Regions from separate parts of the Homo sapiens genome. Here region 1 is linked to region 2. Evidence: chromatin loops called from intact Hi-C (ENCODE). Cell type or tissue: mammary epithelial cell. All regions are shown on one strand. Each heading gives the region's core, and the rest is flanking DNA. Links, peaks and the distances in the headings are about the cores only.

Evidence for each region. A loop is a pair of places that touch in the nucleus more often than their neighbours do. Peaks named below come from ENCODE experiments on the same cell type or tissue, not always from the same donor. Only the 100,000 strongest peaks of a DNase experiment are listed, where the experiment ranks them.
Region 1: it touches region 2 in a loop (3-fold over the local background); 4 of 110 quality-filtered maps call a loop at or near these places.

What each region holds. Positions count from the first base shown.
Region 1 is chr20:7,770,306-7,775,694 of GRCh38, forward strand. No RefSeq gene overlaps it. Among named protein-coding and RNA genes, the nearest start is that of HAO1, 170 kb to the right of the region's middle. In mammary epithelial cell, for the core only: no CTCF peak of the experiment used is centred there; DNase peaks (open chromatin) are centred at 406 and 2,276; H3K27ac peaks cover 2,243 bases.
Region 2 is chr20:7,839,539-7,844,927 of GRCh38, forward strand. No RefSeq gene overlaps it. Among named protein-coding and RNA genes, the nearest start is that of HAO1, 98 kb to the right of the region's middle. In mammary epithelial cell, for the core only: no CTCF peak of the experiment used is centred there; DNase peaks (open chromatin) are centred at 1,873 and 2,573; H3K27ac peaks cover 2,932 bases.

The DNA of each region.
Region 1 (5,389 bases), core at 197-5,196, 69 kb before region 2:
CTTCCTTCCTGGTTTTTCATTGTTTGGTATGGCTTAATAAAATGAATACGTCTTTGCTTTTTCCCATCCTAAGTATAGATTTAACCTGTTCTCATGAAAAAGTATAAAGAATTAGTTTACTGTAGACTTATTATGTCTTTCTATTTTTATCATTTGTTTTTAGAAATTGGTGAGCCCATTCATGATTACACATATGAACAAATCAGTTCCCAGTAACTCTGGCAGATTTCTAAGCAATCTTGCTTAGAAAACACCTGGTAAAATATACTTTCATTCAACTTCAGGTGATTCAAAAGCAGCTGAAAGTCACTTAAGTGGAAATACAAATATGATGCTGCTTTTCAAATCAAAAGCAAGATCTCAACTCCACAGGATGTGGCAGATTGCCAGGTGTTTCATTTCTGACCAACAACTATACTGTCGGGAGCTTCTCTACGTAATTGACAAACCAAAACCCAAAGCACCAAGGTTAACAATTCACTTCTCTTTGGCCACAGAACTGGTATTGTGTTATTCCTGTACTGCACATAAATCACTTTCATAGGGCCATTAGAGGGTTGTTTTGAGGCCTAGAAGACTAAAATCAAACCTCTGGGTAGCTGAGCAATGTCAGAACAAGGTACAGAGTGGGTTTAGGGTCACTTTGGAGCCACTGTCAGTTTTCTTCTTTTTTTGCTTCTGAAGCTGCAAAATCATTTTGGCCCAAGGGCAGTCCACTTGAATTCTATGCAGACAAGAGACAGACTCGTGGTTTCTCCACAAGATTTTGATGTACTAGATCAGGACATCAAACATCAGCCCATCTCCAGATATAAAAAGCAACTTCGTAGGTTTTCAGATTATGTTTTGCCAACCATCTGGACTATGAGACAGATACTTGAGACAGAGGATGTTACAGGAGCTGACCACCATTGTCACAAATCATTGGTGTGCAGAGGTTGAGGTGCCTCACTCTTCCCTGTATGTGTGCCACAGGACTCTCCAGAGAGCTGGTAAAGAATAGGAAATTAATGTAAATGTGTGTTACACTGAGTGTGTGAAATTGCTAAAGAAAAGATTAAATTATTACTTGATCGTGTTATTTAACTTCCTTTCTTTCGAACGAATAGAAGGAAATGAAAATTGACATTTCTCAATGCCTATAATGTCAGTTGCCCTACATAATTTATATATGTACATTTTAGTTATAAATAATATAATGGGACATAATTAAAAGTCCCATTTAATTCTCACAATAAATGTATGAAAAGAAAAAATAAGTCCTTAGAACATCCATAACCTACCTCAGTTTATACAAATAATCAAGTGAAATCATTTCAGAATTTGAATACAAGTTGTAGTGGCTTCACAAAATATGATATTCCCACCCTTATGCCCAATGCCATGTGGGCTATGATCTAAGCCCTAACTAAACAGTAAAATATATTCTCTTCTGCTGATTTTCTTCTTTTTTTTAAACTCATAAAAGAAGTGAAAATTTTTCCATACAGTTTACATTTTTACTAATCTTTTCCTCTATGATAAACTTTTGGTAGGGCCTTCTATTTATGAAGTGAGCCATGCTCTTTTCATGACCCTATTTGTTCAAGGCATAGTGGGTAATACTGAGATGAAGCAGGCACTGACCCTACCTTCAGTTTGTTGGTTAGTACAGGGCATTGCATACAAAGAGTTATCATACACGGGGAAAGATTCATGTACACTTTATTATTTCAGCCAGACTTTGAAGGATTAAATTGGGAGAGGAGAAAACACCATAAGCAAAGGGAACAGCATAGACAATCATGGTGTGTATATAGGAGCGGGAAATAATTCAAGATTGCCAGGACAGAGGTTGCATGGAGTGAACTGTAAACAGAAAGAAATAAATTGTGACCATATCAAACTGTATCAGAGGTTAAGCAAGGAAGTCCAGAGGAGAGAAGAGTTGAAGACTGTGAGGATTCTTACAATTCTTCATTTCTCTCTGTATCCACATCCTTTGCCATGTAACATTTCTGGGCCACCGACCTGGGGATGGGGTGATTTGTCCCTTCACTTCGGCTCAATCATATGACTTGCTTAGGCCAATGGAGTGTTAGCAGGTGTGACACAAGCAGAATCTAGAAATGGGCTTGTTCACTGGGGCTTGCTTTACTATGCCTCCGCCATTGCCATGAGAAAATGCTTGAGATAGCATGTTGGAGAATGAATACATAGGAAGTAGAGCCAAGCTGCTCCAGCTGCACAGTTGCCTGAGCCAAGAGTCTAGATCAGCCAACAACCAGGCAAGCCCAGACATGTAAGTTAAGCATAGTTCAGCAGAGTCACCCGGCCAACTCCCAGATGACTCCAGACATGTGAGCAATAAACCCAAATTGTCATATGACACTGAGGTGTTTTTGTTATTTGTTACACAGCAATAATAATACAACTAACACAGGTAATAAATACAACTAACACAGGATGTGATAAGATTGAAGACAGATAGGTAATGGAGAGAATGATAAGAAATAGAGAGATAGCCAATACACAGAGTATTGAGAATATGCAAGAAAATTCACCATCACCAATAGAGATGGTATAAGATTTTTAAGGAAAATATCTCAACAACTTGCCCCCCAAATATATGTAGGGTATTTAAACACCTGAGACTGAAATAAGTTGTCAGCAGTTCCTCCATATCATAACAACACTCCAAATTAAAGAGTGATACTTAGTAAATTTTACTCAGCCTGCAGACTGATGGCCTTCTTTCTCTGTACCCATTCTTTGTTTTGTCCATCATGATATTTCCCTTCATGTCCATTTATTCATAAATAAATGCGCATCTTTGAAATATTCTTTGAAACAGAAAGTTATATTGAGGGCAAGAAATAAGGCTAGTTATTGAGGCAATCTCTTATCTGCAATTCACAAGTATCAACAGTTTGAAACCTCAAGGTTTCGGTAACTTATTCATGGCAAAAGCTGACCTTCACTGACAAGGTTTATGTTTGTTTGTTTTTTGTAATATTTATCCCACTTAGTTTCACTGCAGAAATATTAATGTGTTTGAATATGGAGTATTGTATTGCCTTGACTCAGACCTCACTAATACATGGGATATTTCTCAAGGACAAAAAAAATTCTAAAATACATCTGGGCCCACGGGTTTCAGATACAGAATTGTAGATTGTATTTTAATAATGCAAATGGAAAATGGAAAGTAGTTGGAGAGTAAACTGAAAATGCATCCGTAGGAATAGAGGAGAGTAGGAAAGAAAGTCTTAGTCAATAAATGTGCAGTGAGTTGTGAGAAAAGGGAGGTTTAAAAGGGGAAAAGAAAAAGGAAAACATAATTAGAGCCATTTTACTTCAAATATTGCAAATAAGCCACCAGAAAATGTAAAAGCACAGTTGCATGTCCTTTATGTGAAGAACAAAGGGATCGTTTCATGCTGATGTCATCATCAGATAGCAGAATTTCTTGTTTTTCTCCTTTTGATCTCACAAAATACTTTTGCATCAGAAAATTTAAAGTGGAGATTCTCAAACTTAGGTCCATTATGTTTTCCTGTGATTATTATGTAGATTATCCATGAACAATATTGAGAAACACACTGACATAAAACCTAATCAAGGACTTTTGAATATGAATTGCATATAATAAACTTTCACTTGGCTTGGGGTTATTTGTTCAAATACTATGAATTTGTCATCTATTTTTTTTTTTCTGCCAAGGAAGCATCCTCTTTTCTGTGAATAACATCTCCTAGGGAATATTTTCTTCACTTGTTTTTAGTCATGGAATTCTACAATAGACTTTCAGTTATATTACACTACCCCCAGGCAGAGCCAGTTGGCCTAAAGTTGAATGTAAGACACTAACAGGGTCCAAACAAAAGAACTAAATTTGGAATTTTCTATTTCAAAACAAAGGAATGAGGAAAAGTCTCTCCCTGTTTGCAAAGCATTAACATATTCCTTGAGAGGGTATCCATGGCCATATCTGTCATTTAGATCAGGAGTGTTCAATCTTTTGGCTTCCCTGGGGCACATTGGAAGAAGAAGAATTGTCTTGATCCACACATAAAATATAATAACACTAACTATAGATGATGGCCAAAAATAAATAAATAAATAAGAAAAAAATTAAAATTAAAAAAACTCACAAAAAAATCTCATAATATGTTAAGAAAGTTTACAAATTTGTGTTGGGCCACATTCAAAGCTGTCCTGGGTCCCATGGGCCATGGGTTGAACAAGCTTGATGAAGACAGTTCACAGCAAGAGAAATGAAAGTTATGATACGGTGAAAGAAGCAGACACAAGAGTGTGAGGAAGAGTATTCTGGTACATTTGAGTTCTTGATTCTATTTGTTTAGGAAAACCAGATGTCTCTTTGCCCTTCCAAAAATTATATGAGACCCAATATCCTTCAAATATTTTTTCCCGTGGCCTAAATGGCATGGTTAGGTTTCTATCACTTACAACCTAGTTTGTTCTACTTCTTAATTCTTGTATTTGTACTTTATTTTTCTTATTTTAGAAAATTAATTCAGAATCAACTACATATACTATTATATAGTTCTAATCTTTGTATTTCTGAACATACTTTGTTGTGTATGGCTTTCCTCAACAAATTTTGTAAAAGCAGAACTCTGCTTCTCTCCAATTATATAAATAGCTAAGAGTATTCACTGGTGCAAAACAAGTTTAAAAATAATTCTGTTAAAAATAGTTGTAATTACACACTTTATCATGGATTGAGAATTTTTTAAAATACACAGGGTACAAGATACACTACTGGACTTCTGGTGCAGTAATAAATAACCCCAAAGTCTCAGCAGCTCACAACAAACTTATATTTCTTGCTTGTGATTCAGTAGGTCAGCTGAAGCAGCTCTGCTCCAAGTGCACAGCAGGTTTCGAACTGTTCCATTTAGCTTCTCATTTTTTTACCCAGGCTGAAGCCCCACCCCATCTGGAATGCCTTGCTCTTGTGACATTTACATGCCAAAGCTCAATGGGCAGTAGAAACAAAAATGCTTCTCATAATCTCCCTGAGAGCTGGCCTACTTGCATGTATTCCACTGGAGAGCTCAAGTTACACGACCAGGCCCAAAGTCAATAAGACAAGCTAATCTTCTCCATCCATGCTAGACACATAAAGACAGAAGAAAATGAAGAATTGTGCCCAAATAACATAAGCTTCCACATAATACTGAAAAAGAGCAAACAAAAATCCATTTAAAAATATGTTGACAAATTAGGAAAATTGAATATGTATCCTCTAGTCTAATACATACACACACACACACACACACACACATATGTATAATGAAAGACTTACTGGATCTAAATAATATATGTTATCCACGTATTATGCCCCTCACAGATACACACAGACATACACACATATATTTAA
Region 2 (5,389 bases), core at 233-5,232:
ATTCTTTTGAATTTGAGCAACACAATCAACATAAATGAGCCTTAGTTAATGTATTTATGAAATAAGAAATGGTTAGTTTCAATATATCTGAAGTCCTTTACATCAAGAAAAATATAAATTGTTCAATTGTATTTTTTTTTTTTTTTTTTTTGAGACGGAGTCTCGCTCTGTCGCCCAGGCTGCAGTGCAGTGGCACCATCTCGGCTCACTGCAAGCTCTGCCTCCCGGGTTCATGCCATTCTCCTGCCTCAGCCTCCCAAGTAGCTGGGACTACAGGCACCCGCCACCACTCCCAGCTAATTCTTTGTATTTTGTTTAGTAGGGACGGGGTTTCACCATGTTAGCCAGGATGGTCTTGATCTCCTGACCTCGTGATCCGCCCGCCTCGGCCTCCCAAAGTGCTGGGATTACAGGCATGAGCTACCGCGCCCGGCCATTTAATTGTATTTTAAAGCAAAATTATATTGTGTGCCTTACCCATTTCCCCTTCTCCAATGATCTCATTCTTGATCTGAAGCTTTTTGGAAAATTTCAGCCAGTAACTCTGAATTATTAATTATACTCCTGGCCTTTTCTAGACAAGGGAATATACAATAGCCTACAAATGTGGTAAACAAATTATTAGTCAACAGATATTTACTGAGAAACTACTAGAGACAAAGTACTATATAAAACTAATTAGTATTAGAGCCTCACTGGAACCAACTATGGGGCATAACTGGTAATATTATTAAACAGTGAAGCTCCCAGGTAATGGATTAGAGTAGAGATACATACCTTAAAGAGGCAGGAGACTCTCCATCTAAGCCTGGATAGTTCCCAGAGGGACAGTGTTAGCATACTTGAGAAAGAAATGCATTTGATAGAAACAGCATTGATCAGCCTTGGAAGCATAGAGATATAACCTTGAGAACCTGTCTAGCACAATTTAGATCCACTGGTACCCCTATTGAAGAGTCCTCAAGGATGAAAGAGATATAACTATCAGGCTAAATTGTAACTGGAATTTAGTTCTTCCAACTAATTCCACTTTCATGGTATCCATGCCCACTAAACTACCATCTGATTCTAATTTGACATCCCACATATCTGTCACTGTTAAGCATGGAAAATATGATTTCCCTCGAATAAAAATAATAGATTTTTCTGACTGGGATTAGCAGCTCTTGGTGCACTGATAAATCTGTATTCTGAGCTTCTTGAAGTGTTGGCAGGAAGAAGGGGCTGTCTATAATGAACTTCGTATAATAATGCCAGACTTTCCCAAGGAAACCACACATCATAACCGGGCTTCTTTCCCCTTAAGCTTCAACACATTTATTTATTCTTTATCTCTGTTCTCTCTTATTTCTTCTTATTCTTATCCTCTTCCCTCTCCTTCAATTTGCCTCAACAAAGATAATGAACTGACGTGGGCTTGGGTTTTAAAAATATTTGGGATTAGACAGATGTTAGAAGAAGGCATTTCAAAGAGAGGGGCAATTAAATTGGGTTGGGGGATTAAGGAGACCAGCCTCAGGCAGTTTAAGGAGTGATGCTAAGTGAGGTGAGACTAGAAGCTTAAGTCATGTCCAGATCATAAAGATTTCCAAATGGCATTAAGGAATCTGGCCCCAGGCAGTTGACTGAGAGTTTTTAGGATTTCTCAAAAAATAAAGACATAGACCAAAGTTGAATTTTAGGAAGATTATGTATATTAAATACAATCATACATGAAGGAGTATGTGTGTAGTATTAACTATAAACTATACTTAACACAAAAGTACATAGGTCAGTACTTTCAACTTCAATCAAAGAGATTACACATTCCTCTTTAGTGAATGGAGGTAAGGAACTTGTAGAAAATGACTAATGTTTACTCACAAGGAGACAACTGGAAGGAGCTGGAGGGATGTGGGTATGTACATGAGTAATGGAAGGAGGAAAGAAAAGAAAGAATAGAGATTTCTATAATTCATCCAGTACCTTTCCTCAGGGGTAGAGTTTGGCTTTCAAATGACCAGCAAGTCAACATTGGCAGCAGCTCAGCCACCAGAGCAATATCCAGGAAGCTACTGGAATCACAGAGGATTTTGAAACACATGTGTCTGGATTTCAGTGTTATTCCTGAATAAGTCTGTAGTCTTCCCTCAACACCTCCTTCTGTGAGAAATGGAAACTCGGGCAACACAAGGCAAGGAGGGACAACTGGACACACCAGCTGAATCATAACATCTGGTGAAGACTTCTCTGCTATCACAGAATCTGAGAGATGGCTAATACTCAGACCAGCTCCCAAGAGTAGCTTTTCCTGCAGGAGGGTGCAACAGCCTCAGGATTTCAGCTCAGGGGGAAATATGTCTGTATGAGTAGGAGAGAAATGGAGTTGTGTGTAAGCATATGTTTGTGGTTTTCGAAGCAGAGGACAAACACAAAATCACATAGCCTCCTGGTCTGATGGGTTTCCCTGACTTGGATGTTTCAGTGATGCAGTTTGGCCCTAGAGCCTTCATCTGAGCTAAGGTTCCCTCCCTCCCTTTTTGCTTCAGCTCAGTGTTTTGCTTGAATCTGAGTCATAAGCTCCTTAAGCTGGCAGGAAGCGGATAGTCGGGCTGGCAGCTTGCTCTCCCCCAAGCAGAGGGAGTGTCTTGGCTGACACCTAAGCAACCTTTTCCATCCCCAGACTCTGTAACAGAACCAATGAGCATTAGAAGAATGGAAGGCTGGGCTATACTCACAGAGTAGAAGAGAAAAACCATCCTATAGAAATCCAATAGCTCAAGCCATGGTTTTAAAAAAAATGGCTTATGGAATTTCCTCAGCCACTCATGATGTCCTTACAATATTTTGTGTTTATCCCTCAAAGCTTGTCTATGTACACTCTCAACCTAGCTCCCACCCCAGCTCTACAGGTCTTTATTCTCCATCCAGTTTCTGAATGATTTTCCCCTCTAGCAAACTCCATCCTTCCCTCTACTTCTCCTAAACCACAGCCACTCTAACAGCTAAGTTCATACTCTGAAAGCTTGCCCTGTAGGGACTTAGAGCAGAATACTACCAAGTATGACATCTTGGCATGCTGAGTACTTTGAAATGGAGGAGATAGGAAAGGCCTCTGCAACAAGGTATCTCCAACCTTTTCCCTCTTTCTTCTGTCTTCTAAGACATGTCATAGAAACCAGATTCCTCTCCCAAAGGTGGGTCATAGAAATTAGAACTCCTCTACCCCAAAGCAAACCATAAAACTTAGAAAGGCCACATTCTGACTTACCTCCCTTGAAAGTAGGCCATAAGACCCTCATTCCAGAGGGTCCTGCCCCATATCCAGGGGGAAATAATGCTACACAGAGAGATCAGGAAGAATCTGAACAAACAGGTCTTGCTAGGGTCTCCTCTTTCCCCCAGTTTATTACCATTAGATCATACCTTTTTTGTCAAATCATGTTTCTCCACAACTATCCACTTCTTTCATTAGACTTAGCATAAAAACACACAGCTTTCCCTGGGTCTTCAGGTCTTCATTTCTGAAGGCTCCCATGTCATGTAAAACTTTGTTAAATAAATGTGTGATGTGTTTCTCTTGCTAACCTGTCTTTTGTTATAGGAGTGTTAGTCATGGCCTTTGTGATGGATGAGGGAAAGGTATATTTTTTTATCCTTTCGGCCCCCATTCATGGGCAAAGTAATAAGCTACAATCTGAAGGAATTAAGGAAAGGCCTCTCTCCTGCCCAGTTCCAGAAGTCCTGCTTTACTGCATGATGAAGAGTACAGATGTGATCAGAAAGGAAGGAAACACTGAGACATTATCACTCATTGATACTCCAGCTCCCATCAGTTGTCAAATTAACTTCAACAAAGATCAAGGGCACAAGCAAAGAAGGAATCAGATTTGGGGGAAGCAGAAAAACTAGGAGAGAAAAGTCTGGCATATGAAGCTTGTCATACCTAATGATACTACAATGTGGGTGACCTTGGAAGCTGTAGTTCAGGAAAAGGGAGGGTGGGGGTCTGAACACCTGGATGGAGAGAATCTGCCAAAAGAGCTAAGGGGTGTTGAAAAGTCATGGCAGAATGTTGGCAGCAATCCTTACCTCCTTCATAGTTTTTCCTTCCACCAACCTGATTACTTAAGTTTAGGACTGAGACTTGGCAGGATTTTTGCATGCAGACCCCAATAGAAAAAGTCTGTCTCACCCAAGACAATTCCAGCACTCTGTATGCTCCTTTCCCAACTCCTTCTGACTCCCTTGCAACATCCCACCATCATGTGCCTTCCCCTGGCCCTGATCCCAGCCTACTCAGACCTCACTTCTGACATGGGGCAAGACTTCAAGCCCAGGGCCTCTGGCCTTTTTTCTACCTGATGATTCTCTGCTTCTTCCTGTCTGCACCATTGCCTGATACCTTCTGATTGCTCAGACCAGAGCTCTACTGTCAATCAAGTGCTTGACCCCCAGAAGGCAGTCTTTGGCTTTCCAATTTAGGGAAAGTAAAAACAAAACAGAACAAAAAATATCCCTAAAATATTTGAAACAGGTTATGTTTGGAAAGTTAAAGCTGGTGAATGCTGAATGTGTAAAATAACGTCTCCCACTATTCTAGAGAGAACTTTGCAAAGCAGCTATAGTTCCTATATTAGAAATATATGCAGTTTTGTTATGAATTGAGCTCTTTCTTTTTACAGACACTGGCTCTTTGTTTATTTCAGATGTGAGCAGCTACACAGCTGCTCCCCCGTTCAATATTTGCAGCATATTAGTTATGAGAGATAACACTGAATTATTAATACAAATAATGTGTTAATACTGACCCACCTGTATGTGGAAAGGGCCTTGGAAAATAGTTTCTACGCTTATTTTAAAATGATATTCAAACGAAATTTTCATAGGGGAGAAGAGGACACACATTCATAAGCACCAGGCTCAAGAAAGTCCATCTCTTTTTTTCAAATTTGTTTAGATGAGATGTGCTCTTCACTCTTTCCCCACAAGTCCATTCTGAACATTTGAATGCCAATCTCCTTGAAGATAGATTGATCTTAGAGGAATTCAAACAAACTAAGATTTTGTGGCTTGGTGTTTGGGCATTGCAGACCTTATCTGACAGTCTGGGTTTAGAAATATAAGGAACAGAAGCAATCAATCAGAAAGCAAGAAACTTAATAACAAACTGGTAGGAAACAGAAGTGACTGCAGGAAAACTTCATTCATTCAAAGAGTTGAAGAAAGACTAAAATGATGAAATGTGACTTACAGAAGAAAGAGTTAGGTGAGAATCTAAATCTAAATTCTTAAAATAATTCTGTCTCTAATGAGATATGTCACCTGAAGCAGAACTAAATGTTTTCTAAAGTCTCATAATATGATATAATATCCCATGGATGATGTACTATTCTATGTTCCTTTCTGA